Linked DNA regions of Mus musculus: all the other regions are linked to region 6. The links are chromatin loops, found by intact Hi-C in ENCODE. Cell type or tissue: left cerebral cortex. All regions are shown on one strand. Each heading gives the region's core, and the rest is flanking DNA. Links, peaks and the distances in the headings are about the cores only.

What was found. Peaks named below come from ENCODE experiments on the same cell type or tissue, not always from the same donor. Only the 100,000 strongest peaks of a DNase experiment are listed, where the experiment ranks them.
Region 1: a loop joins it to region 6, with 4 times the contacts of the local background. A loop is called at or near these places in 6 of 42 quality-filtered maps.
Region 2: it touches region 6 in a loop (2.4-fold over the local background); 5 of 42 quality-filtered maps call a loop at or near these places.
Region 3: it touches region 6 in a loop (4-fold over the local background); 4 of 42 quality-filtered maps call a loop at or near these places.
Region 4: it touches region 6 in a loop (4-fold over the local background); 6 of 42 quality-filtered maps call a loop at or near these places.
Region 5: it touches region 6 in a loop (13-fold over the local background); 9 of 42 quality-filtered maps call a loop at or near these places.

The regions. Positions count from the first base shown.
Region 1 is chr14:20,731,805-20,736,880 of GRCm38, forward strand. Ndst2 (N-deacetylase/N-sulfotransferase (heparan glucosaminyl) 2) reads right to left here and starts at 2,758. Exons shown (of 15, transcript NM_010811.2): 1 at 2,411-2,758; 2 at 1,746-1,840. Camk2g (calcium/calmodulin-dependent protein kinase II gamma) reads right to left here. Exons shown (of 21, transcript NM_001360186.1): 21 at 3,069-5,048. In left cerebral cortex, for the core only: a CTCF peak has its summit at 2,570 (motif pointing right); DNase peaks (open chromatin) are centred at 1,961, 2,731, 4,055 and 4,440; H3K4me3 peaks cover 1,727 bases; H3K27ac peaks cover 1,618 bases.
Region 2 is chr14:20,763,227-20,768,302 of GRCm38, forward strand. It overlaps Camk2g (calcium/calmodulin-dependent protein kinase II gamma), which reads right to left. Exons shown (of 21, transcript NM_001360186.1): 6 at 2,927-2,999; 7 at 2,686-2,788; 8 at 2,170-2,253; 9 at 1,635-1,729; 10 at 920-1,042. Among named protein-coding and RNA genes, the nearest start is that of Camk2g, 28 kb to the right of the region's middle. In left cerebral cortex, for the core only: a CTCF peak has its summit at 2,876 (motif pointing right); DNase peaks (open chromatin) are centred at 2,888 and 3,792.
Region 3 is chr14:20,721,633-20,726,682 of GRCm38, forward strand. Zswim8 (zinc finger SWIM-type containing 8) reads left to right here. Exons shown (of 26, transcript NM_027996.3): 21 at 1-27; 22 at 238-397; 23 at 511-687; 24 at 828-947; 25 at 1,196-1,374; 26 at 1,507-1,987. The coding sequence ends at 1,710. Ndst2 (N-deacetylase/N-sulfotransferase (heparan glucosaminyl) 2) reads right to left here. Exons shown (of 15, transcript NM_010811.2): 10 at 3,942-4,065; 11 at 3,647-3,821; 12 at 3,276-3,446; 13 at 3,079-3,188; 14 at 2,829-2,931; 15 at 2,098-2,728. The coding sequence ends at 2,603. Among named protein-coding and RNA genes, the nearest start is that of Ndst2, 10 kb to the right of the region's middle. In left cerebral cortex, for the core only: a CTCF peak has its summit at 2,637 (motif pointing right); a DNase peak (open chromatin) is centred at 2,643.
Region 4 is chr14:20,744,217-20,749,292 of GRCm38, forward strand. It overlaps Camk2g (calcium/calmodulin-dependent protein kinase II gamma), which reads right to left. Exons shown (of 21, transcript NM_001360186.1): 15 at 3,603-3,635; 16 at 388-432. Among named protein-coding and RNA genes, the nearest start is that of Ndst2, 12 kb to the left of the region's middle. In left cerebral cortex, for the core only: a CTCF peak has its summit at 2,912 (motif pointing right); DNase peaks (open chromatin) are centred at 2,865, 3,397 and 4,297; H3K27ac peaks cover 826 bases.
Region 5 is chr14:20,801,125-20,806,200 of GRCm38, forward strand. No RefSeq gene overlaps it. Among named protein-coding and RNA genes, the nearest start is that of Gm30108, 9.4 kb to the left of the region's middle. In left cerebral cortex, for the core only: a CTCF peak has its summit at 2,605 (motif pointing right); DNase peaks (open chromatin) are centred at 2,622, 4,066 and 4,361.
Region 6 is chr14:21,016,782-21,020,781 of GRCm38, forward strand. It overlaps Vcl (vinculin), which reads left to right. Exons shown (of 21, transcript NM_009502.5): 15 at 2,499-2,607; 16 at 3,698-4,000. Among named protein-coding and RNA genes, the nearest start is that of Ap3m1, 34 kb to the right of the region's middle. In left cerebral cortex, for the core only: CTCF peaks have their summits at 444 and 2,408 (motif pointing left); DNase peaks (open chromatin) are centred at 2,412 and 3,832; H3K27ac peaks cover 1,012 bases.

The DNA.
Region 1 (5,076 bases), core at 569-4,568, 280 kb before region 6:
TATGACTGTTTATATAGGGTTCACTCTGATCTTGGTAAAACTAATTAAGAGAGCTGGGACAGAGAAGAAAAGCTGATGGGGGCTGGAGACGGCCCAGTGGTTAAGAGCACTGGCTGCTCTTCCAGAGGACGGGTTCAATTCCCAGCACCCACATGGTAGATCATAGTTGTCTATAACTCTGGTTCCAGGGCATCTGACACAGACATACATGCAGGCAAAACATAATACACATGAAATACAAATAAATTAAAAGAAAAGCTGTGATGGGGCAAAACCCATGCGTATAGTGTATGACGCTCTAAATGCAGGGGAGGGGGGATGGGAAGACAGGGTAGAGAGTGGAAGTAGGAGGAAGAGGTGTAGATCACGGGAAGAACTGAATTCTTTCGTTTGTTTTTATAGAAAGGGGTTTCTTTGTGTAGCCCTGGCTACCATATAGACCAGGCTAGCCTCCGATTCTGCCTGCCTCCATCTCCTGAGTGCAGGATCAAAGGCATGCACCACCACTGCCTGGCAGGAACAGCTAAATTATAACAGGGATAACAGTAGTGAGAATTCAAGGAAAGCAAGCTATACTTCACATGTAACACTGGTTTAATAACAGTATATACTGAGCGCTTACTACTTTACTTGTTGGGTGTCCTTCTAGAGCTTTGCATATACAGACAGACCTGATTCTGACTTATTACAATCTGCAAATGAAGCTGGGAGGTGATGGCGCACGTCTTTAATATAAGCCCTTAGAAGGCAGAGGCAGGACGATCTCTGAGTTTGAGGCCAGTCTGGTCTATAGGGCGAGTTCTAGGACAGCCAGGGCTACATGGAGGAGCACTTTCTTAAAAAAAAACCAAACCAAACCAAACCACCACTACCAACCAACGACAAAACCAATGTGCAAATGGTAAACACTTAAAGGAGACTTCAAATGGTTGTGGGTTTTGGTTTTCAGTGCCAGTGATGGGATATGTGGTCTTGCACAGGCTAGGCACGTGCTCTCCCAGGAGTTCCAACCTCAGGTCCTAGAGTTTTAATCCTTTCCTAAGGGAGTGGATTTGCAGACACCGTAGTAGTAGTAGTAGTAGTTGTTGTTCTTCTCTTCTCTTCTCTTCTTTTCTTTATTTCTTTCTTTCTTCCCCTCCCCCTCCTCCTCTTCCTCTTCTTCTTTTGGTTTTTTGAGACAGGGTTTCTCTGTGTAGCCCTGGCTGTCCTGGAACTCACTCTGTAGACCAGGCTGCCTCGAACTCAGAAATCCACCTGCCTCTGCCTCCCGAGTGCTAGGATTAAAGGTGTGTGCCACCACGCCCGGCTCTCTCTCTCTCTTGTTTATTTTTACTTATGTACTTTATGGATATAGGTACTTTGTCTACATGTACATCTGCACACCAGAAGACAGCATCAGATTGTAGGCCACCATGTGGGTGCTGAGGACTGAACTCAGGGCCTTTGGAAGTTTGGAACCACTAAGCTACCTCTCCAGCCCCAACAATACTTTTCATTTGAGACACACTGCAAGTACTTGCTCAGCCACACAAACAGAAGGTGAAGCAACTGGCGTCACTGAGCAGAGGGCACAAACTGATAAGCTCTTGTGGTCAGTAGTTTAGGATATCTTAAAAGTTTATCAGTAAATGCAAGAAGCACCTGTATTTAATGTCAGCTCTAACAGTTATGAAAACACATATAACTAGTAGTAGTTCCATTTTACACACGCATAATTTCTGGCCCAGAGAAGTTTAGTAACTTACCCGAGATTACAAAGCTCCGTTTGTGGATGAACTGGGATTCAAAGGTCAGGCCTGTCAACCTCCTGTGTTGTAACCACTGTATTTTAGCTTCATACCTAGAGGAAGCCAGTGAGATTTAGAGAGGGGATCATGTGAGAACTTTTGGTGGGGGAGCAGTGGGATGACTAAGTTGGAGGAAGAACATGTGTGTGGCAGTGGAAAGTTTCTGAGGAAGGAGAAACCTAAGGGTCGTCTGCCAAAGTGGGCAGCAAATACAGGGTCAGGGTGGGCTGGAGGTGTGGGCCCACCACTGGAATAAACAACAGGGGCCACGCTGTGGGAGGAAGGACCTGACCTTGAGGATAGAAGGACCCTCCTGCGGGAACTACGGGAAATGGGGAGCCCACAGGTGGGGGAGCTGGAGGGAAAGGGGCAGGGGTGCGGCCGAGAGTTGGCATCCAGACAGGCACTGGGTTTAAGAACCCCGTGTGCCCTGGGCGGAGTGGCCAGAATAAGGCAACTGAGGGGAGGCCAGCGGCTGGGACTCGGGGCAGGGTGCACAGGGCCAGATGGGTGGTCGCCCAGGACGACCCTGCGGGTGGTTTCGGTGGCGACACTCGCAGGAAGTCTGATCGCGAAAACCGAGGGCGACCGTGGACGGGAGACTGCTCTCAAAGATGGCTCACCCGGTGGAGTGGGCGGCGTCCCCGCTGTCCCCGGGCCCTGCCGCGTCCCGGGGCTGCCCGGCTTCCCTGCTCGCGGGGCCTCGGGCCGCGTCGCGGCGGCTCCGCCATCTCCGAGCGAACGCTCCGCCGCAGTCGGGCTCAAGTACCGCTCCCACCAGGGGGAGGCGGCGCGCTGCGGCTCGTGGTGCCCGCTCAGGTCCGCGCGCTCCCCGAGCGTGGCCGCTGCGTGACCGGGACCTGGGATAAGCCGACGGCCCTCCGCAGTGCTCAGCCCAGCCGCAGCCTCCCAGCCCTCCGGCCTCGCGCTCAGCCCACCAGGGTGGACCCCGTCCTCCACGCCGGGTGGCACAGTCTGCGGAGCGTCGGGGCGGGCCCAGGGCCCAGGCCTGTCCACTCAGACCCGCGGAGGAGGGAGCCCGCGTACCAAGGGCGGGGCCACCTCCGCCTGGGGCGGGGCGAAGACTCGGCCCACCGCCTAAGAGGCTACTTCCTCCCTGCCACCCCCCAATACAGCAGCCCAGGCTGAGTTTATGAGAAGTTTTCTTCCTTGCTCCCCAAGGGAATGGGCAAAAAGATGTTCGTCTCCTAGTGAAGCCTTGTCACGCAGGCTGCTAAAATCTAAGCCCACGGCTACGAGCCTCCAACAGCAATAACACAATGGACTGTTTAAAGGTTATTTTATTAAATATCTTCAAGGTTTCATTGTAACAAAGCTATGAAGGGACTACCAACATTCAGAACAAACACTATTTTAAATTATTTCTATGTCATCATGCAAAAGTTCTGCATCAAATGCCTTCCATTTCCTGTTTAAAAGGTGGTTTGTTTTTTAAATAGTCTATTAATAGTCTATAGATGCTGACATTAGCCCCAGAAGTGGAGTAAGAACGCTAAGAAGTGGGGCTGGAGCAGCCACATGAAGCTATGGGTCTCAAAGAGCTCTAAGACCATTTGTTGTCTTCAAGCCAGCAAAACCAAACCCTGTGATGAAGGTATCTGTTGGCTGGCACTGCAGGCTGCAGGGCAGGAAGGGTCTAGGGTCCAGGGTCTGAGGCATGCACAAGTGCTTGAGGAGCCTGGCTAAATTCAAGCACCAGCACCCATGCGTTTGTTCTCTTCTCAGCTGGCTCCATACTCTGTAGTTCTCTTTTCCCAGCTCCTGTGCCTCCTGAAGGTCACCCAAGGAGCTGAAATCTACCCCCCCCCCCAATGCAGATAATGTGCAGTTGTTTGGTGGGAGGGAACCAAGACTATGACCAATTGCCTCTTCCATTATCTTCTCTGTTATCTGCCTAAGGTACAGACCTTTTCTTCCTGGAATGGACCTCCTTGAGCACAGAGAGGGACAATGAATGCAGGAGCCTTGGCTCTGGACCCCTTTGTGGGTACATGCAGGCGAGGGGGTGATGCCCATGCAGATTGTCCAGCAGAAAAGTCTATACTTCGGTTGGTCAATAAAGAGCCTCTTTAAAGAGGACACTTCTCACCCAAGCAGTCAGTTCGATCTCAAACCCAGGGAAAGAGTTGGGCGTGCAGCATGGGAAGAAGGGAGGCAGCCCAGAGGGCAGCCAGAATGCATAGAAACAACCACCAACTCTTACCCACTGCCTCACTCCTCCCATCCCACAGGGGCACTTGGCAGAGGGCCCAGGCCTAGATGAGGGTCAGCATGGGGACCACCACCATGAAAATACAAGACAAAGATGGTCCAGATCAGCACACAAACAACTGCCAAAAGTGGCAAAAGGAGCCCTGGCCAACGACTTCTGGATCTCTCCTTGTTATGTCAGGAAAACCAACAGGAAACAAAGTAGCAATCCCTCCCCCTTTCCACCAGCAGAAATCGGGCCTCAGTCTCAGGCCCACGTGCATTGTGCATCCTCTAGAAATGGATGAGTTAAGTGCATGTCAGACGAACTCGAGGTTTCTCATTGGCGGACACACTTCTGCAGCACCAATTCTCTTCCTGTCTACGCTAACTGGACCGGTACAGCAAAGTCCAGGCTTTCAGTCCTGAGGCCACGCCTCACAGCTGCCTCCACACACAGCAGGCTGGCAGTGCTGCATTCTCTCCAATGTAGGTCCAGCGGCCACGGTGTTTGCGTCTTTCTCATACTAGGTGTCAATGCATGGTCTGACGAAGTCCACTCCTAGAACTGGGGTGATCAGGCCACCTCTGGGGCTGCAACCACACCATGGCTTTGTCCATGACCAAAGCTCTGTCAAGAGTCCTTGCCTGGTCCCCCTGAATCCATGGGGGCCTGAGGCCAAGCTCACCTCTTCAATACTGGTGGGTGAGCCCACTGTTCATGCCTGGATGAGCATCACACAAACTCCTGTCTCCTTGCAAGCCAAGGGCTATCAGTTGTTTTAAAACGCATCATGGTATGAATTCCGTTTTTTTAAACAATCTTATTTTCTTTTTTTTTTTTTCTTAAATGTAAAAAACACCTCGGTACAGCAGAGACAGACACGAAGGGCGGGCGGGAGGGCTGCATGCAGGGGCGTGCATTGGCTGCTGCCGCTTTGTAATTGAATTGTTTTAAACCTCAAACGAACAGGACCGCCGCTGTCACTCAGGCCCTCCAGAGTCACTGGCTGCGAAGGTTCAACCTCCAGCTGGAGTCTCCTAATGCCCCTGTCAAACAGAAGAGGAGGTGGGACAG
Region 2 (5,076 bases), core at 567-4,566, 250 kb before region 6:
AGACTAGGCTGGCATCAAACTCAGAGATCTGCCTCCTAAGTGCTGGGATTAAAGGTGTGCACCACTGTGTCATGCAATTTTTTTCCCCCTCATTCTTTTGCAATCCTGGTCATGGTAAAGCAACTACTAACATTCCTTGCAGGTGACGTTCTCCTGTGACCTCTCACTCTCTCCATATTAACCTCTGTCTATAGAGTAACACCTGGATAGATCGTCTTCTCCACAAAACCTTCTGTGACCCTATCAAGGGCAGCAGACACTCCTGGATGTGTGTTTGTCAGATTACAGGCATGGTTGCTGGTTTGAATGCCTGTTTTCCCAAATCTTTGGGGCAAAGACCATGGTCCTGTTCATCTTCAGGAACTGTCTGGTGACCAGCACAAAAGGACATTCAATAAGCATGGGAAATGAAAAACTTATCATTGTTCAAGATGCTATACTATACCAGCCCTTTCCTTTGTCTGGGTTAGCTGTTTCAGCTTGATAGAACCACGGATGGAAACAGTGTATCAGCCTGCACTGAGGGCCTAGGAGGGGCTCCTCAGCACTCAGCTGAGAGCCGGCCTCATGCTGAGCTTCAAGAGCCTCCCGCCTTTGTTCATTCACTGGGTCCTTGTCAGAGTTGAGGCCCACATATACCCCAAGCTTGGGACTCCACACTGGGGTATCAGCTGTTTTCCACCATTAACTACCTCTTCCAATCCAGCAACAGACCCAAACCACAGCCTCACAACAAGCGCGAGAGACAAGTGAAGACCTATGAGCACTTTTTAACTCCCAAGTCCCCCTGATGACATTTCCTGACCCTGGCCTCCACTCACACCTCCCCAGCCCTCCTCCTGAATCCTCCTTAGAGAAGTTCAAGGAGTGCCCCAGGGCTGCCACACCCAATCTCCAAGGCCTGGGAAAAGACACTTACACAGACCCATGGGTGCTTGAGAGCCTGGTCGGCCGTGATGCGCTTTGCAGGGTTTATGGTCAGCATCTGGTTGATCAAGTTCTTAGCTTCAGGAGTGACTGTGTCCCATTCTGGTGATGGGAACTGAGGAGCGGGAACAGGGAAAAGGGAGACAGGAAATTTGTGAGCCTTCTACCCTGAAATGTAACCCGACTTCATTCCAGCTCTTACAACTGAGATACTTTGTGGTACCCAAGAGTGGGTATGCTGTGCCAACTCAAAGAAGACAGAATGATAAGTGTAAGGGTGTCCATGTATCATGTCGGTGAAGGAAGGGAACTGACATTTTCTGCTTCACCTTTCTCTTTTTACTAAGGAGAAAACAGGTTTTGCAATGTGCCCAAGGTTCCAAAACAGTGGAGAAGCCTCTAAAATTCTCCCTCTGTAATATAACATGCCACGTAGTTTCCCCATTCTTTGTGGAAACAGACCAAAGAGCTTCATTGAGTTCCTTAATTTTATAGCTAACAGGAGCATTTAAAAAAAAAAAACAAAACCTGTTCCCTGTATATAAGGTGGCAAGAATTGAGTCCTGTATGCCCATCCTTGGGTCCTCAAAGTCCCCTGATGCCCTGTTATCAAGTGACAATATCACTACTCCCTTGGACAGACCCTTAGGGGCAGGGACTCTGTCCTTCCAGGAGTGACTGCTCAGCTCTCAGAACCCCATCCTTACATCGTAGGCTCCAGCTTTGATCTGCTGATACAGCTTGTGCTGATCCTCATCCCAGAAGGGAGGGTAGCCCACCAGGAGGATATACAGGATGACCCCTGCGAGACAGAACACACAGGTCACTGGGGTCACTCACCTACCCCTGAGGAACCAAGAAAGGCCATGCAGGGCTCAGAACCACCCAGAAGGGCAAGGCTGGGCCAGAGTTAAAGGTGGACGCCAGTAGATAATGCCATCCCTCCTGTTGTGCCTCACTCCTTACGGCACCAAGCCATGTCAGAGACTTCTTTAGTCTATCCTCTAAGGTGTGGACGAGCCCTTCTCCAAGAAGGATACAATATAATACAGGAAGTCACTTGGGAAGTAAGCATGACAGGAACAGCTCTCCCAAGGGAAGGAGAACAAACAACACCATGATTTCACATACAGCAGGCACCGTGGAACCCAGAAGGGATGGGTGTAATGCCTCTTTTTCTTGTCATCACAGGAAGCCAAGGGCCCAGAACACCAAAGAGCCGAGGGTATGGAATGGGCTTACCGCAGGCCCAGATGTCCACAGGTTTTCCATAGGGATCTTTCCTCAAGACCTCAGGGGACAAGTAACCTGGGGTGCCGGCAAAACCTGTAGCAGAAGAGAGGGCAGAGCCAAACTGAACCCGCTTTCTCTCCCAGTAAGGCCACATCTGTAATTCCCTCCAAAGCCCTCCTAATGCTGGTTGCTTTTACTATATAAGCTTTGACTCAGTACCGAGGCCGCAAAAGATGACAGGCTGGGCTACGTGCAGTGCCTGGAATCTAAATCAGAGGGCAAGTACTTGTGCCTACCAGGAACTCAAACACCTCCCCAGAGGCAATAAGAATGCAGTGCTGACAGCAGCCAGACCCACTGTAATGAGTCATGAGGGCGAGGAGGGACCTGGGGGGGCACCCTCCTCCACTTTCTGAAAAGGCCAGGACCATTAAAGGCCTGACTTCTAGTTCTGAAAGAGGAAGGCAGACCAGGAAAAGGAGGAAGGGTGGAGGCTGCATTCTCGGAAGACAGGGTCACCCTTACCAAACCAAGCCTGCTGCTCTCCCTGTACTTCGATGGCCAGGCCAAAATCAGCTAGCTTGACCGCAGCACCCTTGCATTTACTCGCCAGCAGCAAGTTCTCAGGCTGCAGAAGGAACAAAGAGAACCTTATGAGGGAGGCATCCACCCTGGAGCCCAAAGGGAGCCTACTTTGGGCTCACAGCGCCACTATCTAGCACCAGGGGGCGCCAACGAGTCACAAGTAGTCAGCCCGGTTGAGTACCTTCAGATCCCGGTGGACGATGTCATGCTGGTGGATGTGGTTAACACTCTCCAGGATCTGATGTATACAGTGGCTGAAAGGACAGCACAAGCGATGTCAGTGCAGGGCTAAACCACCTCACCGACGACTGCCTGTGCGGACTACACTCACCGAAATACAAGCTAGAACCCTGGGCTTTAAATGTTATCTAGCTCAACCTATTTTGCTTTTATTTTTTAATTGAAAAATAACTACTGACTTCTGAGGGACAATGGGAGATTCTGCTACAAGCACATCACCATATACCTCACCTCAAATGCTTATTCTTTCTAGTGAGAACATTAAAAATCCTTTTTTTTTTTTGTACGTTTTAAAACCTTGCCAGGTGTAGGTGGCGCACACCTTTAATCCCAGCACTCAGGAGACAAAGGCAGGCGGATTTCTGAGTTCGAGGCCAGCCTGGTTTACAGAGTGAGTTCCAGAACAGCCAGGGCTACATAAAGAAACCTGGTCTTGAAAAAGCTAAACCAAACCAAACCAAACCAAACCAAACCAAACCAAACCACCAACATTACTAACTCGAATCACCTGCTGTGCTTAACTACAATGCAGGAATCCATCCCCCTATCTGACCACCACCTCTCTTTCCTCACCTACACCCACCTACTCTGGCTTCTGCTAACCACTATTCCTCTTTCCCTCACGAGGGCATCCTTTTTAGATTCCACATGTAAGTAAGATCATGTGGTATTTGTCTTCCTGTGCCTGGCTTGTCTCACTGAACATAACGTCATCCAGGCTCACCTATCCTGTCATAAGTGATAGAATTTCCCGGCCTTTTTAAGGCTCAGTAGTATACACTACTCTTTTTTTAATCCATTCATCTGCTAATGGACATTCAGGTTGTTTCCATATCTTGGTTATTGTGAATAATGCTGCAATGAACGTGGGTGTACAGACATTTAACATCCTGATTTTAATTTCATTGGGTATTTACCCAGTAGTGGGATTGCTGGATCATATGGTACTTCTATTTTTAGTTTTTCTGAGAAACATCCATACTGTTTTCCAAAAATGGCTATACTAATTACAATACCAACAGTATATAAAGGTTCCTTTTTCTTCCTTCCTTCCTCCCTTCCTTCCTTTCCTTTTCCTGTTTTGAAGTCTTCCTGCTATGTAGCATAAGCTGGCCTGTAACCTTTTGTGACCCAGGCTGGCCTTGAATTCATGATCCTCCTGCCTCAGCTTCAGGACCACTGGGATTATAGATGTGTGACACTCAGCTAAGAGCTCTCTTCCCTCCTCATCAAGACTCTCCACAGGGATGGAAAATGAGGTAAAGTTATGTGGGCTTTCTAGGGTGACAAAGCCTTAAGGCAAGGACTGGAATTTGTTTTCTAGGAATGGAAAGATGCTGAATATTCCTAAGGAAGGCGAGAACCTCTAACCCTTTCCTCCTCTTTCCTCAGAAGCAGACATTTTTTGTTTTGTTTTGTTTTTTGGTTTTTTTTTTCGAGACAGGGTTTCTCTGTGTAGGCCTGGCTGTCTTGGAACTCACTCTGTAGACCAGGCTGGCCTCGAACGCAGAAATCCACCTGCCTCTGCCTCCCGAGTGCTGAGATTAAAGGTGTGCACCACCACCGCCCAGCGCACTTTTTCATAGAGGAGGGGCTTATGCCGTATCTTGGGAAGACAGCTGGTGGGCACAGCCTTCACTTGTTCAAACATTTACTGTGTGACTCTTAACAGTGTTTTCTTTCTTGTACTACCTAAGATATTAACTGCTCTAAAGTTTCTCAACTAGTAGGGAGGTAAGAGAAGCCCATAGATTCCTTCCAGAAAGATTATGTTTAAGAGGGCCCTTAAATAGGATGTCTACATAGCGTTTCTGATGCTTTTGTACAGAAAAAAGCCAACCTAGCTCAGAACCACATGTTGGTCCTGTTTATGAAAGCAGACTGTTCACCTTGCAAACGCTCCTGCTAGTCCTATAGGTAGACTCCTGGTGGCAGGTGTGAGTACTCCAGAGCAGTTTCCACTCACTCGGAGGGTGAGTGTGCCCTTCACGAGACATCTGGCAATGTCTGGAAATAACTGTGGTTGGCACAACTTGGAACGGGGGGACTCTGCTGACTGATATGCGTCTAAGTTCTCTTCGTACATAGGAG
Region 3 (5,050 bases), core at 1,051-5,050, 290 kb before region 6:
CCTGTGCCCAGCTCTGCATACCCACAGGTGAGTCTGGTGTTTCACAGATGGTGTGAGGCATGTGGAGAACACTAGTTCATAGGGTTGCAGTACTTTGGGTGTGTACTAGGGCTGTCCAGGAGCCCTGGTAAGGTGGTGGGAAATGGGAGACCAAGGCAACTAAGTAAGAAATGTAAGAATGCCTGTTTGTTACCTAACCAGGCTTAGTATCTGCTCTCCTTTTGCCATCTACTATAGGGTGTGCATCCTGCATTCCTGGGGGCGCAATACCCTTACTCAGTGACTCCTCCCTCGCTTGCTGCCACAGCTGTATCTTTCCCTGTCCCTTCCATGGCTCCCATCACAGTCCATCCTTACCACACAGAACCAGGGCTCCCACTGCCCACCAGTGTGGCCTGTGAGTTTCGGGGACAGGGAGCAGGTGAATGGAGGGGAGGTGCGCTGAACATGGGAGGGAGGGAGGGCATCTCCTGCACCTCTTCTCTCACATGGCTTTCCATCTCCCCTCAGTGAGCAGTGTCCATCCAGCATCTACGTTTCCAGCCATCCAGGGTGCCTCACTGCCTGCTCTGACCACACAGCCCAGCCCTCTGGTAAGCGGGGGTTTTCCACCACCCGAAGAGGAGACACACAGTCAACCGGTCAATCCACATAGCCTGCACCATCTGCATGCTGCTTACCGTGTTGGTAAGAAGTCCCTTTCTGTACTCCTACCTACAGCTGAGTGAAGTGAGGGGCTCTTCATTTGTTTACTGTGGGTCAGGTACCAGGATGGGGGAGAAGGTGAAGGGTATATATCCGATTGTGTGCCCATCTGTGTTTCCTAGGGATGCTGGCACTGGAGATGCTAGGTCGCCGGGCACACAACGATCACCCCAACAACTTTTCCCGCTCCCCCCCTTACACTGATGATGTCAAATGGTTGCTGGGGCTGGCAGCAAAGCTGGGTAACACCTCCCCTCCTCAGGACCATTGTCCCCCTGTTTCCCTTCCCTTCCTATCCCAGACCTCCTTCCTAGCTCTTACTCAGAGTTGAGGCCTTGGTCGGGTATGTGTGCGAGCGCAGGGGGGTGGAGGATTACCTCAGCTCCTGGGGTGGAGGGTGGATCTCTGTAGGGCTAGAGCTGAGATATATGAGTGGGTCCCTAGGGCAGAGGTGGCCACCCCCGTCTCATGCCCCTCCCCTGCCCCTCAGGAGTGAACTACGTGCACCAGTTCTGTGTGGGGGCAGCCAAGGGGGTGCTGAGCCCGTTTGTGCTGCAGGAGATCGTCATGGAGACGCTGCAGCGGCTGAACCCCATTCATGCCCACAACCACCTTCGAGCCCCGGCCTTCCACCAACTGGTGCAGCGCTGTCAGCAGGCATACATGCAGGTGATAACTCAGGAAGTATGGAGAAAGGTGGAACACCTCCTGGGCAGTTGGATCAGATCCCTCAGCATGTAAGGGAAGTGGGGCCCCGGTTGTATGTGCTTTGTGCTGATTCCCCTCCAACCCACCCTCCAGTACATCCATCACCGCTTAATTCACCTGACTCCTGCCGACTACGACGACTTTGTGAATGCAATCCGCAGCGCTCGCAGCGCCTTCTGCCTGACACCCATGGGCATGATGCAGTTCAACGACATCCTACAGAACCTCAAACGCAGCAAACAGACCAAGGAGTTGTGGCAGCGGGTCTCTCTGGAGATAACCACCTTCTCCCCCTGAGTCTGGTCCCTGGAGGGCCCTATTTAGGGACACAGGCCTGTGGCTATGGGGAGCCCTCACACAGAGGGTCAGGCGACTCTTGGCTGGACAGATCATCCCCACTCAATTCCCTTGTAGCCCAGACTGGCAGCTGCTCTTGGGCTGTAGCTTGGGGCCAAGATGTCTCAGACCTTAGAAGTCTAGGGTTGGGGGAGACAGCTTTGTCTGGGAGAGGGCGTTGGGTGGCCTCTGGTATTTATTTGGCATTTATAAATATATAAACTCCTTTTTTACTCTATTTTCTGGGTCTTTGCCTTCTTCCTTGTGTAGAAGAGCTGTGAAAAGACAGCTGATACCTGCTGTAGTTTAGGGTTTGTTTTCCCCTACTGCAATGAAGCAGACAAAACAGAAAAATAAGGATGTTTATTAAGGACATTTCTAGCCCACAGCTAGGGCTCATATATGGCTCTATGAGCAACTGTCTGACCTCATCCCCATTCAATGTGAATGACATTAGAGAGGCCAGGCCACAGGTAGATCCCACTGTCTTGACTAAAGAGGCCATAGCGAAGGGGCCTCTCAGGGGTAGGCATTGACAGGTAAACTGCTGGGCACGAGGAAGGAAACCACTGAATATGGTCTTCTTACCCCTTCCCAGGACCCTCTTCCTCACCTCCCAGGTTCATAGGTCAAAGGTACCTAGTACCATGGGGGGATGCCAAGGGAAGCCCCTTTATTAGGTCCCAAAACTATGGGAAAGAGATGGATCCCCTCCCTTTTCAGCCATTCCAATCCTGGGGGCCACTGAGGTAGAGGGGTAAGGGGCCATGTTAATCCCCCTGTGGGTTCTGCTCTAAGACTTGCCCCTCAGTGAAGTTAGCAGGCTTTTTGCTGGTAAAGAAAGACTGGGGCATCAGCCCACACTGGAATGTTGCAATTCTTCCCGAAGCCACAAGGGGGCTGGCTGGCCAAGCCGACTCAGCAGCTTTGATAGCTCCAAATTATGGTTCCGGAAAAAATCCGTAAGGAAAAGGCGAGACTGATGGGAGAAAAAAGTGAGAGGAGAAACAAATAGTAAAAGATACAGCAAGGTCAGACCCTGGAGGTGGAGTGGCAGCTGTAACCCAGGTTCCACTTACCTCCATGTCCATGTCTGGGTACCTCCGGCCTTTGCTTCTCCCAAGACAGCGAGTCTTACCACCTTCAAGGCCCTGGCACCAAAATCCTTTATCTTCATCAAACCTACTCAAAGGAGCAGGCCGTCAGGTGTCAGCAAGAAGGGTACTCAAGGCACCGACCCTCCTTGCCCAGGGAGAGATGTCTCTTCCAAACAGAACCTCTTTCCCTTTCCCCATAAAACCTTCCTTCCCTTGGCTTATGCTCTCCCACCTGAGGGTCCTCGTGTAGTTCAGAAAGGGGGTGATACCCAGGAACTTCTGGATGATCTCCATTGAGGCTGCCGGGTTGACACGAAGCTCCTGCCCATCCATAATCAGCAACTGAAGGGACAGGGATGCGGTTCCCTTTCAGTTGTTAAGAAGACTGGGATGAGGGATGGGATGCCCTAATAACGGCTTTTGTCGTACCTGTCCAGAGGGATAGTAAGTCAGCCAGCGTTGAAGATGGGTAGAATAGTAGCCAGGAACAAGACAACGGTTCTGCAAGGAGCGAAGTAGCAGAGGGGCCTGAGAAGAAGCTGAAATCACTTGGTAGAAGGTGTAGTTCAGAGCAATGGGGTCTCCATGTGCTCGCTGGTGCTGCAGGACAGAAAATACAAAGGGATAAGGTGCTCATTTGACAATGGCTCTGGCCATACTCTTGTCTGGTGACAACAGCATTGGTACCTCTCCTTAAGGGCTAGTTTAGTTTCCCGACTCTCATTCCTTTCTGTGTCTCTAGCAGGAACTACCTTCTCCACCTCTCCCTGAAGGCCCAATGCCCCTCACTTGAGACACACCTGGTACCAGGAGTAGGCCCTGTCAGCAGGGTTGATAAGCACAGTGATTATCTTGGCTCTTGGCAGAAGGGCAGCCCCCCGCCGTGGTACGACCTCCGAGTCAAAGTAGGTGGCACTTTTTTCAAACAGGAAGTCAGTGCTGGCATTGGAAGGAACAGGGAAGAAGTCCATGTACCTAGAGAGAAGCAGAGGAAAGAGATCTCAGTGGCAAGCCCAGAGGCGAGCTGGCGAGGCTGGCTATCTGCTGGAGAAGGCTGTGCAGCTCTGAGGAACAAGCAAGGGGACCCAGGCTCACCAGTCGATCCCCTTGTGGTAATTAGGGCCATTGAAGAACTGAATCTCCTCAAAGGTGCTGGGGCTGGGAAAACTGCTTGTGACAGCTGGGTGCAGGCTCAGGAAGAAGTGAATAGCCGTGGTGCCTGCAGGAAGAGAAAGGTCAGCCTGGTCCAAAAGCAGCCTGCCCAACAGCAGGAGCTTGAAGGAAGTAAGGAAATACTCACTTGTGGGTTGTAAAACTCCCTTCAGCCAAAGCAAAGGGAGAGAAAGCAAGTCTGAGAGGCCCAGGATGGGGCCAGTGGCTCTCACCCTCCGCCTTATCTGAAGCGCTTGTAGACTCCCCCTCCCTAGCACTCAGGACTGACTCTAGGCCTTTAAAAATGCTTTGCCATAGAGCTGTGGCTTCTGACCTCTTTGCTTTTCTTATTTTGAGGTTAGGTCTTACTAAATTGCCAGGCATCCTTGAATACACTCTGTCCAGGCAGAGGCTAAAGCTCACACTCGCCTGCCTGTGCTTCCCAGAGTGCTGGGACTACAGCCTTTACAACCACGTCTTGCTATCTAATTGACTTTTGAGACAGGATCTTATGTGGCCTACGCTGGCCTCACTTCCTGTATATATAGCAAGTGAGGGCTTCTGATCCTCCCTGCCCTACTATACTAGCTTTATGATGGGGCTGGAATCCAGGGCTCTGTACATGATCAGCAAATACCCCAGCCTCTATTTATCTATCTTTTAAACTCTGTGACAGAACCAGGTAAGTGGCTTACAAATGTAATTACAGTACTTGGAAAACTGAAGCAAAGAGATCAGAGGATTGGGGTTGGCTTGGGCAACGAGACCCTGTTTCAAAAACTAAACAAACAGAGCCAGGCGTGGTGGTGCACGCCTTTAATCCCAGCACTCAGGAGGCAGAGGCAGGTGGATTTCTGAGTTCGAGGCCAGCCTGGTCTACAGAGTGAGTTCCAGGACAGCCAGGGCTACACAGAGAAACCCTGTCTCAAAAAACCAAACCAAACAAACAAACAAATAAAAACAAAAACAAAAAACCAACAACAAAAAAAAATCTAAACAAATAAAAAACACAAAATTAAAAATATATACATTGTAGTGCAACCTTTATTCCC
Region 4 (5,076 bases), core at 666-4,665, 270 kb before region 6:
ATATATGGGTGTAAGCATATATGGTGCATGTATGTATGGGTGTAAGAATGCATGGTGTGTGGTGTGCATGTGTGTGTGGGTGTGAGAGCATGTATGTATGAGTATGAGTGCATGTATGGTATGTGTGAGTGTGAGTGCATGTATGGAGGTTAGAGACTGGTACTGTTTGTTTCCTTCAATTGTTCTCCACTCTTCTTACTGAGGCAAGGTCTCTGGCTGAACCCAGAACTTGTTAATTTGGTTAGACTAACAGCCCTGGACTCCATAAACGCCTCTGTTTTGGGGAGCAGCCTGCTTGTAACAGTCACACACCTCTCAGACCCCAGAAACTCAGTCCAGTTGTTTTCTGCTGAGTGAGAAAGTAAAGCAGACTTGGTGGGTACTCACCTTGATCCCATCTGTAGCATTATGTACCACGGTGGTTTGTGGTTCCTGTGAGAGAAGACAAAAATTATCCTCCTGATTTGGGGACTTAAGCTCTCCCCTGAGAGATCCCCACACCCTTACATAGTACCCTTAGAGACCCTATGATGACCACTGAGGCCTGCCCACCAGCCATCCCTACAAGAAAAATATATACTGGCTCAACTAGGGTCCCAGAGAGGTAGGAACCCCTGGACTTAGTTGACAGCACTGGCTGGTAAGGAGAAGCTTGGAAGAGGAAGGTTCTTAGGAAGCTGAGAGGACAGGGGCCTCTGTACTTGAAGTTTGTTGGGTCTGAGAGTTCTTCCTAGATTGGAGCCCCATGGAGCAAATCTACAAGAAGAGCTGTGGGATTCTGAGCACAGGTCAGGCCCTGCCAACAGTGTTCATCAAGGGGTGCACAGAAGACAGGGACACAGGGAAAGCAGAAAAGACAGTCTCCCAGTAAGACCTAGGATGCCCCTTTGGCAAGCTGAGCTCAGGGAGGTGCCCATTTCACCTTCCTTCTGCCTTCCCTAGATGATCCTATGGCACCACAAACTAACAAGAGGGTCCACAGGAAACAGAAATCATGACAGGCACGATCATTTGTCCCCCTCTTCCCTTCCTGCTAGCTCACCAGCTAGCCAGCACTAACAGTGAGAGCTCCGATAGCTGTACCTGCTGAAGGAACCCAGAGAGGACTGAACAGATGGGCTCCCCAGGACCAGAGAGCGATTGGGGAACCCCAGTCCTCCCTCCTGTTCTTAACTATGCAAAGGAGAGGCTGAGGCAGGTTTTACAAGTAGGCTTCTAAGAACTAATGATTAGGTACCAAGAGAGCTCCTACCCTGTGCTTTTTAAAGCACCCCCCTCCCTGGCCCCCACAGCAGACCCACTAGGGGTCAGGCTTGGGGGTGGGAGGCCTAACTGGCAGCCCTGATCACTCTTTCCCCCAACAGCGAAAGGAGCAGGAGCAGTGGTTCTGCCATGCGGGATGGAACATTGCCAAGCAGGGGATGAAGGGCAGGGGCCTGCGGGGTAACACAGAGCAGTCTGCCCTATGGGGAAATGACAAAGCTGAGGAGCCCAAGAAGGTAAGACAAGAAGAGGAGGAGAAAGGGGGCAGGAGGCAGCCAGGGGCAGAGGCGGAGAAGCCGTAGTCAGAGGTACCATGGCCGTCTGCAAGGGCGCAGGCTCTTGGGCTGGGCTTACGAGACTGTTTTTGTTGTTGCTCTGTGGCTGAGACAAGAAAACATGATTTAGTTCTCTAGAGTCACCAAAATTGCTCAGGTTTGACTCCCAGACCTCCCTTGTCCCCAGTCTGGCGCGGAGGTGCCAGGCCTGAGGTGGCAACTGTAACACTGTGTGGGTGGGAGCAATGGTTAGAGAGATGGACAATTTGGGGAGCCTCAGAGACCTAGCTCTGAAGGCATCCTCCCTGCAGGACTGGCCGAAGCATCTCTTCAGAAATTTCTGCTTACTCCAGGTGCCACGTCACTACAGAGTCACACCAGATGCAAAGAAATTCAGGATTTTTTCCCCACATTACAGGTGGGAAAGATGGTGACTTAAAGCAGAATAAAAACTGGGAACTTTGGCTCCCCTGTTGCCCTTTCCCCGACACCTGCATTTCCTTCCCCTCTCAAGACAACAGCCCAAGCCTGATGTGAAGAGGGGGAAGGAAATGAGCACGAGCACCTGGCCTTTGGGGTGGAATTCAACATGGGTATAAAATGTAGCCACAGATCTCCCTGCTGTTCATCTTCCACCTGGTAAGTCCTGGACTTGAGCAGCTGGAAGTGAGGGCACAGCCCCAGGGAAGGGCAGGCAACTCTCAGCGGTGGTTGTGGCTGCAGTCCCAGCACTCAGCTCCCAGGAAAGAACAAGCCGCCCAGCAAGCCAATATTCCTAATGGCAACTCGACCACCAGGGATATTCCTTGCTTTCTCAAACATTACAGAGTGACGCAGCCAAGAAAGAGTGTGAGGGGCTGGAGAGGAAGGAAGAAGGCCAATCTCCAGTGCAGGGACCCACACCAGTGCGCTCTGCCTCTTCAGATTTCTTGAACAGTTTAACTCAGTCTCCCTGGGTCCCAGTGTAGTTACAGCCACGAAGGAGCAGCGTCACAAGGTGACTTCTTCCACAGGCAGAGACAAACATTATGTGCCTTTATTCAGAGTGTAAGTGAAGACGTGCTGATGGTCAGAATGCATTTCTTCTCTGCACAGACCGCATCCAGACTCTTCTACCTCTTGTCTAGAGGCCTCATGGGCCAGATCTAAGTTATATAACCTCAGCTGCTGTCAGTGGCTGAGAGCTCTTAAAACCCGGGCTAGGCATGGAATCTTGAGTCAACATCAAGCACTATAAAGATGCTACTGAATTCTACCGGCTGGAAAGAAGTTCCCATGTTAACAACAACAGCAGCAACCGCAACCCATCACCAACAAAACACAACATAGCAACTGCTATCTTCTGTTCCTATCCTGAGACAGCAGAGGGCAGAATTCTCCTGATTTCCTGGTTGGGGCTGACTGGAGAAGGGTGCCCAGCTTACAAAGCTCTGTTTGACCTTAAGACCTTTGCAGGGGAAGAATACTCCAAGATAAGACAAGTGCCACACCTGTGGTTATAAAGGATGGTAGGTATAATGACTAGGTTGCTGGTTCCCCATGCCCAGCATTCCATGAGAAAAGATGCTCACTGTAGCTGTTCCCCCTGAGGGCTGGGTGGGCAGGCTACAACCCTGGACCTAGCAGGAAAATGGGATTTTTCGCAGGAGAACAAGGTTTAGAGTCACAAGCCGACCATTAGTTCTTCTCATTACACAGCTGCCTACTGAACTTCGGGCCCCAGGAAGCAGCTGCTCATATCTCCTGAGTGATAGATAGTCTCTCCCTGTGCTTGCCGCCTTTCCCAAAATCCCTTCCAGCTTTACTCTCTACAATGCATGTGGGAGGCTCTTCAGCCTCCACAGCAAGAGGTGCCATATAACACCTTCCAGTGCCCATTGCTAAGGCCACTGGTGACCTTGGGCAATGGCCCCCCGCCTGGCAGGACAGGCCACACCTGCCCACACAGCACAGACATGCAGTGAGGATGAGTGACGCACACGCACATGGCAGAATGGGTCTGCATGGCTGGCAGGCGGGCACAAGCAGCATGAAGTGGAGGGTGGGTGGGCAGGCAAGGCTCACCATTAGGTGCACGCTGGAACTCGACTTCCTTTTCTGGACACACCACAGCAAGAGGGAAAGAGAAGGGGAGAGAGGAGGTGAGAAGAGAAGCCCAGACACACCGCAGGTTAGTGCACCAGCTCGGGCTCTGCATCGAGGGAGAGGAGGGAGAGGAGGAGGAGGGAGAGGAGGGAGAGGAGGAGGAGGAAGAAGAGGAGGTGGAGGAAGAAGAGGAGCAACCCGGAGTCCAGCATTAAAGGGGTTAAAACAGTACACAGACCACAGGCACATACACTTTTCCAGCCGCTGGAGAACTCTTCTGTCGGATTCACAAAGAAAATTTAGTGTACTCTGAGAAGTATGTCTTGTTCAGTCACGTGTGTGTGTGTGTGTGTGTGTGTGTGTGTGTGTGTGTGTACAATATTTGACTGCTGCAAAATTACAGGTTTGGGTTGATAGGACTGGCACACCAACAAGGGTATTCTACAGCTAGGTCTGTCTGAAATGTGAGTGGGTAGCTACCAGAGATACAACAAAAGCTACTACAGGATGCTCTCAGCTTTAGTAACTCTTGACTTCTGAACTCAGACCTCAATGAAACTGTGAGTGCTGTTCAGATAAAACTCTGTGGATCTTATGGTTAAAATTTGCCACTCTGTTCCCTGTCAGCACAGCCATGCTGGTTTAAAAGACGTGCATGTTCTCTTGCTTTCTGTCATTACTAGAAATAGAAACATAGCAGTGCTGGTAATTAAGACTACAGTGATCAGAAAGACGCAGGGATGGGAAGCCAGGGGAGTGCTGGGTTGTAAGTAACTCTTTAACTGCCACCAGATGCTCTGACTCAGGTTCATGTGAGACTGGAGCATCAAAATCAAGACCAAACAGCACATTAAAGGTACACCAGAGTAGACTAAGAGGCGAAGGGCAATTATGACTTTTATAATTAGCTCACTGGGAGACAGAAGTCTCTTCGGAATATGTCTGTTGTCTGACTTTTGTACATTCACTTAACGATATCCAATACTGCATACTGAGGGTTGTTCTGGGCGTAATAAACGTATCTGAGAAGTGCTTTCTGTCCTCATGGGACCAACATTCTACTTTAAGAGATGTTTTCTGGAGGGAGGCTACTAATATTTACAGGATATTTTAGAGGATAATGGGGTATGTGGGAGTGTGTGCACGTGCATGAAACTCATCACTGTGCATAATTTATATGCAAAACGTTAAAAAATGAACTTGTCCATAATTTGGATTTGAGCTAAAGGAGAATAAAAACCTATTGTGGCTTCCTTTTGCATTAGTCCTTTGCTGTTTTGAGACAGGGTCTTCCTATGTAGTCTCGGATGGCCCTGAACTTACAATCCCTCTGCCTTAGTCTCCTGGGTAGTTGTATCACAGGTATGTGCCACCACACTGGATTTGTGTAAACCTTGTTTTATAGTAGGACTTCAAGCAGTTCAGGCTGCCTTTGATATATAACCAAGTATTA
Region 5 (5,076 bases), core at 426-4,425, 220 kb before region 6:
ATAAAAGCTGAGCACTTTGGGGCTTTTAATAGCAAGTAATTTGGATAAACAGAAACACTCGAAGTAGGAAGAAATGGAAGGAGAAGTATGTTAGTTGTTAGAGCCGAAGTAGAGGGAATATTGCCAGTAGAAAGGACAGTGTAGATCGGGTGCTGAAATAAACACCAAGGACTTGAAAATGCTTGGGAAACTGGGTAGTCAGGCTGAACTCAGATCCCCTGTGTATAACTCTACTTAGGTTTTTGTTTTGTTTTGCTTTTGAGTTAGGTCTCACTAAGTTGCCCTGGCTAGCCTTAAACACACTCAGTAGCCCAGGGAATTCTTGAACTAGAGAGCCTTCTGCTGTAGCCTCTTGAGTAGTTAGGACCATAGTCTTGTACTACCAGACCTTAGCTATCATCATCATGGATTGATTAATTTGGATTTAGAGCTTGTTGAATTTGAACGGATACAGGACATTCAAGTGTAAATGTCTGATGGGCACTATGGTAACTCAGGCCTGGGACCTTGGTGCCTCAGGACCTTCCTTAGAGTCCAGAAACTTGGACCCTGCCTTTCTCCCTTGCCTATGAGCCCACAATAGCCAGATAACCCTACTTTAATTCTCATATTTTTATTCATCTCCTTATCATCTATTTTAGTCTCTTATATGTAGTTTTTTCTTTATGGGGCTGGAGAGATGGCTCCGTGGTGGAGAGCACTGGTTGCTCTTCCAGGGGACCTGGGTTTAATTCACAGCATCCTTGTGTTGGCTCTCAGCTGTATGTAACTGAAGATCCAAGGGATCCAGCAGCCTCTTCAGGCATCAGGCACACACACACACACACACACACACACACACACGCACGCACATGCACGCGCATACGCAAACATGGTACACAACTATGCATGCAGGTAAAACACCCATACACATAAAATAACTAATTAATAATAATATATATTAATAATTTATATTAATAATATAAATTAACTAATTAATAAAGTTTCTTTGTGTGTGTGTGTGTGTGTGTGTGTGTGTGTGTGTGTGTGGGTGTTTCGAGACAGGGTTTCTCTGTGTAGCCCTGGCTGTCCTGGAACTCACTCTGTAGACCAGGCTGACCTCGAACTCAGAAATCTGCCTGCCTCTGCCTCCCAAGTGCTGGGATTAAAGGTGTGTGCCAACATGCCTGGCTAATAAAGTTTCTTAATTTAAAATGTTGCTATATGTTTTTAATTCCCTTCCTTTCTCTTCCTTTTCTTTTCTTTCTTTTCCTTTTTTTATTTTTATTTATTTATTTTTTGTTTGTTTATTTTTCTGTTCGTCTGAGACAGGATTTCACTTCAGACTGGACTTGGCTTTGAGGCAGTTCTCTTGTTTAAGCCCTTTAGAGTTAGGATTACAGATGTGAGCCATCATACCCCATCAATTATATTTTCAAGGAAGTATTTGAAATTGTATGTATTGTTAGTATGTGGAGGGCATGTGTGTGCCCATGGTGTGTCCCTGGGGGTCACAAGACAACGTCTGTGGGGTTGCTTCTCTGCTTCACCTTTCACATGGGTCCAGGGACTGAACTCAGATCCTTAGAGTCAAACAGCAAGCACTTTACCCACTGAGCCATCTCGCTGACCCACAGTGGCGGCTTCTTATTTGTTTTTTTGTTTTTTTTTTTTTTTGGACAGTTTTCAATATGGAGTTGTTTTCTGTGTGTATATATTTACTTATTTCTCAAATATTACCCTAGTCTTTATAGCAACTTGAGAAATTGAATTTTATCATCCCCATTTTGAGGGGACCGAAGCAGGAGGGTGTTTGAGACTGGCCTTGGCTACAGAGCAATCACAGGACTGAATCCAGCCTGTGCTACAGAGGTCCTGTCTTGAAAAACCAAAACCAACCAGACAAAAATGAAAACAAACAAAAATCCCACACCCTGAAGCACAGAAAGCACTCTGGGCTTTTCTAAACTCAGCCTTTGAAATAGTTGGCAGCTGATAAGGGGCTCATTTTAGAGTTGTTGAGAGGGTGTTGGTACACACCTGGGATAGATCTTAAACTCATGACCTTCCTTCCTGCTTTAGCTTCTCAAGTGCTAAGAATGCAAAAGTGATCTACTATGTGTGTCTTGTAAGCTTACTCAAAAACTCTTATAGTTCATTTTATTTTGAGGCCAAACGTGGTAGCTCTACTTTTAATCACAGCACTTGGAAGACCAAGGCAGGAGGATTGCTGGGAGTTCCAGACCAACATGAGCTACTTGGCAAGTCACCATCTCAAACAAATAAACAAAAACTGAAAAGAAAAAAAAAAAAAACTTTTTTTTTTTTTTTTTTTTTTTTTTTTAGCTTTCTCACTGTGATCATAGGTTCCTTAAGGGCAAGACTCCCTCACTCCTGATAGCTTTCAACAGAGCACAGTGTACTGTACATGATGCAAGGTTTTGAATAATTGATTTGTTGAATGGATGACCTATTATTCCGATAGGGTCTGCTTATCTTGCTGGTGGTATGATTTGACTGATCTCCCCGCCCCCGCCCCCCATCTAAGAACAGAGAACACAGAGATCCTGCCTCCCTCCACAGTGAGGAAGCGAGGCTCCTTTATGAAAGCGCAGTGACTCTGTTGTCCACTAGGGGACGCTTTATGCCCGATTTTAGAGAGCCAGCAGGCCTGCAGACTTCACACTCAGCTGACCTCCACTTAAGAGGAGTCATTTACAAAGCCACTTTCTCCTAGGTTCCATGACCCAGAGATCCTCTATGGATGTCTCCAGCTTTGATTTCTTCCGCTCAGATTCTTGAATCTGGAATGGGGTACAGAACCAAAGTTGCCAATAGCAGCCAGAGTGTACTGGCAACTTCTAGTCTCCCCTCCGTCAAGCAAAAAAGTACCAAATCTCTATCATGGATCTACCGACACATACACTGTGCCATGCAGTGTGCTAGACTCTGAGACTAGCTTGTGACCAATCCAAACTCTCTCTGCACCCCCCCCCCCCGTCCCCCAACCCCTGTCGCAGCTCACAGGCTCTAACCCGGAACGCATGCAACCCTCTAATTACCACATCGTGAGATAAGCTGCTGACGTGATTTCTATTCCACAGTTGCTTCTCACTGGGTCTCATTTCACTGTGGATTATTTTATGGGACATAAGGCTTTAGAGAAACAAAATAAAATCCAGAGGCAAAGAAAAGTATTTGCCCACAGTTGGAAAAATCAGTGTCGAGTATCTGCAGTTCTGGAGGTAAAAGGATTCCCAGGTCTCCCTGCAGTCGGAGGGATTGTAATGAACATCGGAGATGAGAGGCACCAGGCCGTCTCCGTGTAGCTTCCCTGTTCTCTTTTCTTCAAATGGGTTGGGTGATTTTCTTGGAAAGGAAGGACATTTTCGAGATGTTGGGGTGTAGTCCAGTCTGACTGGTTTCTTTACTTTTTTTCTCTTTATTTTTTATTCATTATTATTTTGTACTGCAGTACTGGTGTTTGAGCCCAGGGCCACATACATGCAAGGCAAGCATCCTACCACAGAGATATGCTCCTAACCTCTGCTCCCTCCGGCCTTTCTTGCTCCTTCTCTCAGATTATCTGTCAACCTATGGAACTCTGAGGCATGCATGCTCTTTCACCCAGAAGCCGGAGGTCAAGGAAATCAGGGCAGAGCTGGGGAGATGAGGTGAACACGAACTCAAAAGCCGATTGCTACAGTTACTGATAAGGACAGATGTCTGGGGGCTGAAAGGTACTTCCTTCCTTCTTTCTTTCCTTCCTTCCTTCCTTCCTCCCTCCCTCCCTCCCTCCCTCCCTCCCTCCCTCCCACCCTTTCTTTTTCCTTCCTTCCTTGCGGAGTCTTCCAAGATGAACCTTCCAAGATGAACTTAACCTGCCGTGGTTTCTCTGAAACGGGTATTCTCAAGGAGGTAAAGGAGGGTAAAAATCTCCCCCTGCTTAGTGGTCACTCTTCTGAGCATGGACAAGGGACTCTGAGGACCACGTGCTCAACATTCCTGAGAAGTACCTCTGAGTCAGAGCTCCAGAAACAGCTGAGGCAGCTTCGGGCTGGAGTCTTGGCTCTCTGTCCTCTCTTTCTGTCCAAAAGCAACTCTCTCACTAGCTATTTGGATGTGACCAGAAGCCCAAGCAAAGACCTGAGGTAGAAGCGTGGCTCAGCCAAAGTCTATAAAATGGATTGGGTCTCTGCATCCCCTCTAGAGTGCAGCTGTATGGTAAAGGCATGCCTGCATCCAGGGACATCTGTAGTGGGAAGTCCAAGGGGTAGGTGGAAACCAACCCAGTGCCCACAGGTCCTAACTCCCAAAGTAGCTATTGTTGGGCTGCCTCTGGGAAGGGGGTCATAATTAAGATTTGGCTTGAGTTAAGACAGCATCATTCCCTGGGAAATCTGCCAGCGTCTCCTCACTGCCTGGGCGTGGGGCCCGGGACATGCCAGGGCAATACCAGAGAGCTGACTCAGAGGGGGAAAGGCATGGAGGGGAACAGAAAAACCCTTCCTATCCATCAGCCACGAGAAGAGGCAAGGCACACTGTGAGAGCCCTGTCCTGCCAGACCAGACCACCGACAAGCTCTTTGTTGGGTCCACTCTTAAGAACAAAGTCTCATGAAACTCCATATTGCTTGAGGTCACCAGCAGACAGCAAGAGCCTGGCCCTATTCTCTAAGTTCCCATTTTCCTGCAAAGATGGCACTGCTCTAGGCCACTCAGTGATTCAGGCCTGTTCGTACCACTTTTAAAAGACTGTAACCTTGGGCAAGTCACTTACTCTGATGAGACTAAGATTCTTCATTTTTCAGATGGATGAACAATAACTGCCTGCCTCATAGGGCTGCAGCAAGGATCCCATGAGATAATGTCTACAAAAGCACCCTGTGTCGTTATAAAGCACATTTCCAATAAGGTATCGTTATTGACATGATTGACCCTGACACAGGGATTGTAGCCTCTGAACCCTGAACCATGGAGTCCTCTTTGATTTTTTTTTTTTTTTTCTTTTTCAAGATGCTCTGAAGCAAGTGTTGAAATCCCAGTTCAGTCCTGGGTTCAGAAGCCTTGGCCAAGGCAGCTTCTTGGTGCTGCCAT
Region 6 (4,000 bases), core at 1-4,000:
GGGAGGGGAGGGAAATGGTCTGTGTGTGTGCCCATGTTGCCTGTTTCTCTGGTTTCCTTCCCTTTCTCTTTCCCATCATTAGGAATGGAACTCAAGGCAAAAATACCTTCCACCACCATGGAGTTACATGCCTCAGTCCATGTGGAAAAGTCACACTCGTTTAATAAAAAACAAAAACGTTGTTAAGAGTGGATCTTGTTATGAAGCCCAGGCTGGTCTTGAACTCACACCATTTCCTCTAGTGTTGGGATGGAGGCATGTGCCACTATGCTGGCTTTATCTAGCCTTTTCAGAAAATTTCATAAAATACGAACTTTTTTTCCTGTTTTTACCATCTATTAGCATAACACACATGCAAACCCATATGCAGCGCCCTCTGGCTGAGGGCACAGAAGAGAATGTCATCAGTTCAGGTTGTAAAAGCTGATTTATTTATTATATTGTTCAAATGTTCTTTCTTTTTTTTATTAAAGAGATTTTCTCTAAAACAAATCTTCATTTTTTTTTATGTGTATGAGTACACTGTAGCTGTCTTCAGACATACCAGAAGAGGGCATCGGATGCCATTGCAGATGGTTGTGAGCTGCCATGTGGTTGCTGGGAATTGAACTCTGGACCTCTGTAAGAACAGTCAGTTCTCTTAACTGCTGAGCCATCTCTCAGAACAAAAGTGAGATTAAAAACAACAACAACAACAACAAAAACCAGAAAAACAAACAACAACAACAACAACACCCCCAGAAAGACAGAAGTTTAAGGGCTACAGTCATTTGGGCACAATAAGTCTCCTCCTTTTCTGAATTATTCAGAAAAATCAACTTTTCCTTTACTTTTTTCTACCTCTATTCCAACATGTTTTCTTTAACACTTTGGGCTTTCCTGCCAATATTTTGGTTTTGCTTTTTTTCTAAAGCACCTCTCCTTCCCATGTGCTGCTTGTCTCCCATGTGTTTGACCTCTCTGCCAGCTTAGATGGCTTCTGTCTTCTCCTTCGTTCGACTCCTCCAGGTAGCTGCTGGTTTTACAGCTTGCCTGTGCTGTGCTTTTTGTTTTAAACTATAATACAGTTGTCTTTGTGCTTCCAAAAACAAAAACCAATGCAGAAAACTAGACCTAAAACTCCCGCTTTGGAAAGATCGAGGACTTCAGAGACAGATCTGGGCTCAGATGTCTCCTAGCTTCTCCTTCTGTGATGCTTACTCCTTCACAGTGCAAAGTTTGAGGAATAAACACACACGTGTATGCACTATGCACTGCCAGGCACTCAGGATTTCTTCCCCCAACACCGACACTGACTGCCTGGGAACCTCTTGGGTGTCTTGATTTTTGTAGTTTGGAAGAGAAGATGTTAACCTACCTCACCTCTCATGGGGTTGTAGTAAAGATTCCGTATGTATGAATGTGAAAGCAGTTTGTGAAAGCAGATATTTTAGTTAATGTTATTCTAAAAGAATTTTGAGTAATTGGTTAATTGTGTATTTTAATCACTATTATTCATTAATCAATTTGAATAATGTTTTGTTGCACGCTGATATTCTATTTTATAGACAAGGTTTTACTATGAAGCCCCAATGGCCTGGAATTTCACTGTGTAGAATGGATTGGTCGTGAACTCAGAGTTCTGCCTGCCTGTCTCCCCAGTGCAAGGATTAAAAGCATGTGTACAGCCCCCAGCAATCAATCAATCAATTAATCAATCAACCAATTAATATCTCTCTCTCTCTCTCTCTCTTTTTCCCTCTTCCCTCTCCCCTCTCTCTCCCCTCCCCTTCTTCCCTCTGGCCTTGGTATGTAGATTGTCCAGGCTACCATTTCAGTTTGGAGTCCTTCAGCCTGCTTTCACTTCCAAGTGCTGACATTTAGGGGATTATACCACCACATTCAGTTTTTTTTTTTTTTTTTTTAAGATTTATTTATTTATTATATGTGAGTACACTATAGCTGTCTTCAGACACTCCAGAAGAGGGTGTCAGATCTCATTATGGATGGTTGTGAGCTACCATGTGGTTGCTGGGAATTGAACTCAGGACCTTTGGAAGAGCAGTCAGTGCTCTTAACTGCTGAGTCATCTCTCCAGCCCCCACATTCAGTTTTTTAACACAAATTTTGCCTAGGCTGCATTTTGAACTTGAAAATCCCCTGCCTCAAGCTGGAAATTACAGGATTGAAGTACCTTGTCTAACCACATTTATATTTTTTAAGATGAAAGAGTTGATATCAAGACATCAACTATTAAGTATATGCCAGTTTTGTTGTTCTTCTGAAATATTAAATGAATGCTCATTTACTTTGACACCTTATTTTTTTCTTAGAACTAGGGAAGGGCCCACTCTGGGGTATGCTCATGGCATCAGACTTAATGCATTTAGCCTGACGAGGCTTGCCAATTTTGGTTTTCTGGTGCCATCTATAGGTGAAATGGAGAAAAGCTTTACTCTGGGTTTGTATTTGGACTGTGCTGGCACCCTGGAATTTGAAAATTGCTTTGTTATTGACAGGTCATCTCCGCTGCTCGGATCTTACTGAGGAACCCTGGTAACCAGGCTGCTTATGAACATTTTGAGACCATGAAGAACCAGTGGATTGATAATGTTGAAAAAATGACAGGTAGAGTTCTGCAGAATGCCTTTGGGCTGATGCATGAGTTCTGAGGACCTCAAGCAGGACCGGTTATATCAGCTGTAATTGGATAAAGGGACAGTCAGAGCTTGACAGTGTGCTGGGCTCTGATTAGGCTGTTGAGCAGTGGCGGCTTCTCATTCAAGCTCTGCTACTTTGTTGGATGAGAGGCTGTGTGAGCGTCTTTATTTGAGAACCGCCCTCCGGTGTGATGTTCATTGTTATAGCCCCTATCTTCTCTTTGAATAGTGTCTTTGCTCAGTCCCAGCTAGAGTTTGGTTTCAGAGGCTGGGAGGCGGTGTTTGTGGATACAGTAAGTGTCCCTGTCATTTTCAGAGGGTTCACATTTCAAGGAACCACAATAGCTACCATTTAACCCAGCTTGTCTCAGAGTTTCCTCCAACTTATCAACTACATAGTTCTAAAAAAAAAAAAAAAGAGGAGACATCTGTGCCTGTACGACTGCAGAAGTGCCTCTGAGTTCTCTGTAGAGGGACAGGACAGAAAGGCAGAAATGAGGAGTGTAGGCTCTTCGCTGTCCCTGTAGAACCTGCTGTCAGGGGTCTACAGCAGTCAGTGATGAAAGCGGAGCTCCCAAAGTGTCGAAAGCTAGGTAACAGAAGTAAGAAACAGGCTGTTAGGTTACTGGAGTCCTCCGTGTGGCTCGTCTTGGGCACTTCAAGCTGCCAACAATCAACAGGTGGTGGAGAGTGAGCCCGGAAGGGAGAGAGTGTTATTAGCAGATACTGTGCTGGGGATGCGGTGAAGGTTTTAGACTCAGTCCGGTTCCTCCTGATGTCTTTGCGTGTCTGCTTGTCTGTGGTGGATTTAAGAGGGCCAGTGACCACGGTCAGTATAACTCCTGAGGCCAAATGACCTTCTGGGCTGTACTGCTTGCACTTCTGTTTTTTAAAGTTATTTTGTTCTCTTGAAAGCTCTCAATTTTGTAGTAAGAGCTTTGAACTGAGAAGAGAATTCTGAGTGTTGTACTTTCTCATGAGATGCAAACAGACAACAGTGTTTTCAAATCTTTGTTCTTCTAAAAGCAAATTCAGCTCCATTTCTGTTCTCCTGACAGGGCTGGTGGACGAGGCTATTGATACCAAGTCTCTGTTGGATGCTTCTGAAGAAGCAATTAAAAAAGACCTGGACAAGTGTAAGGTAGCCATGGCCAATATTCAGCCTCAGATGCTGGTCGCTGGAGCAACCAGTATTGCTCGTCGGGCCAACCGGATTCTGCTGGTTGCTAAGAGGGAGGTAGAGAACTCTGAGGACCCGAAGTTCCGAGAGGCTGTGAAAGCTGCCTCTGATGAACTGAGCAAAACAATCTCCCCCATGGTGATGGATGCCAAGGCTGTGGCTGGAAACATCTCTGACCCTG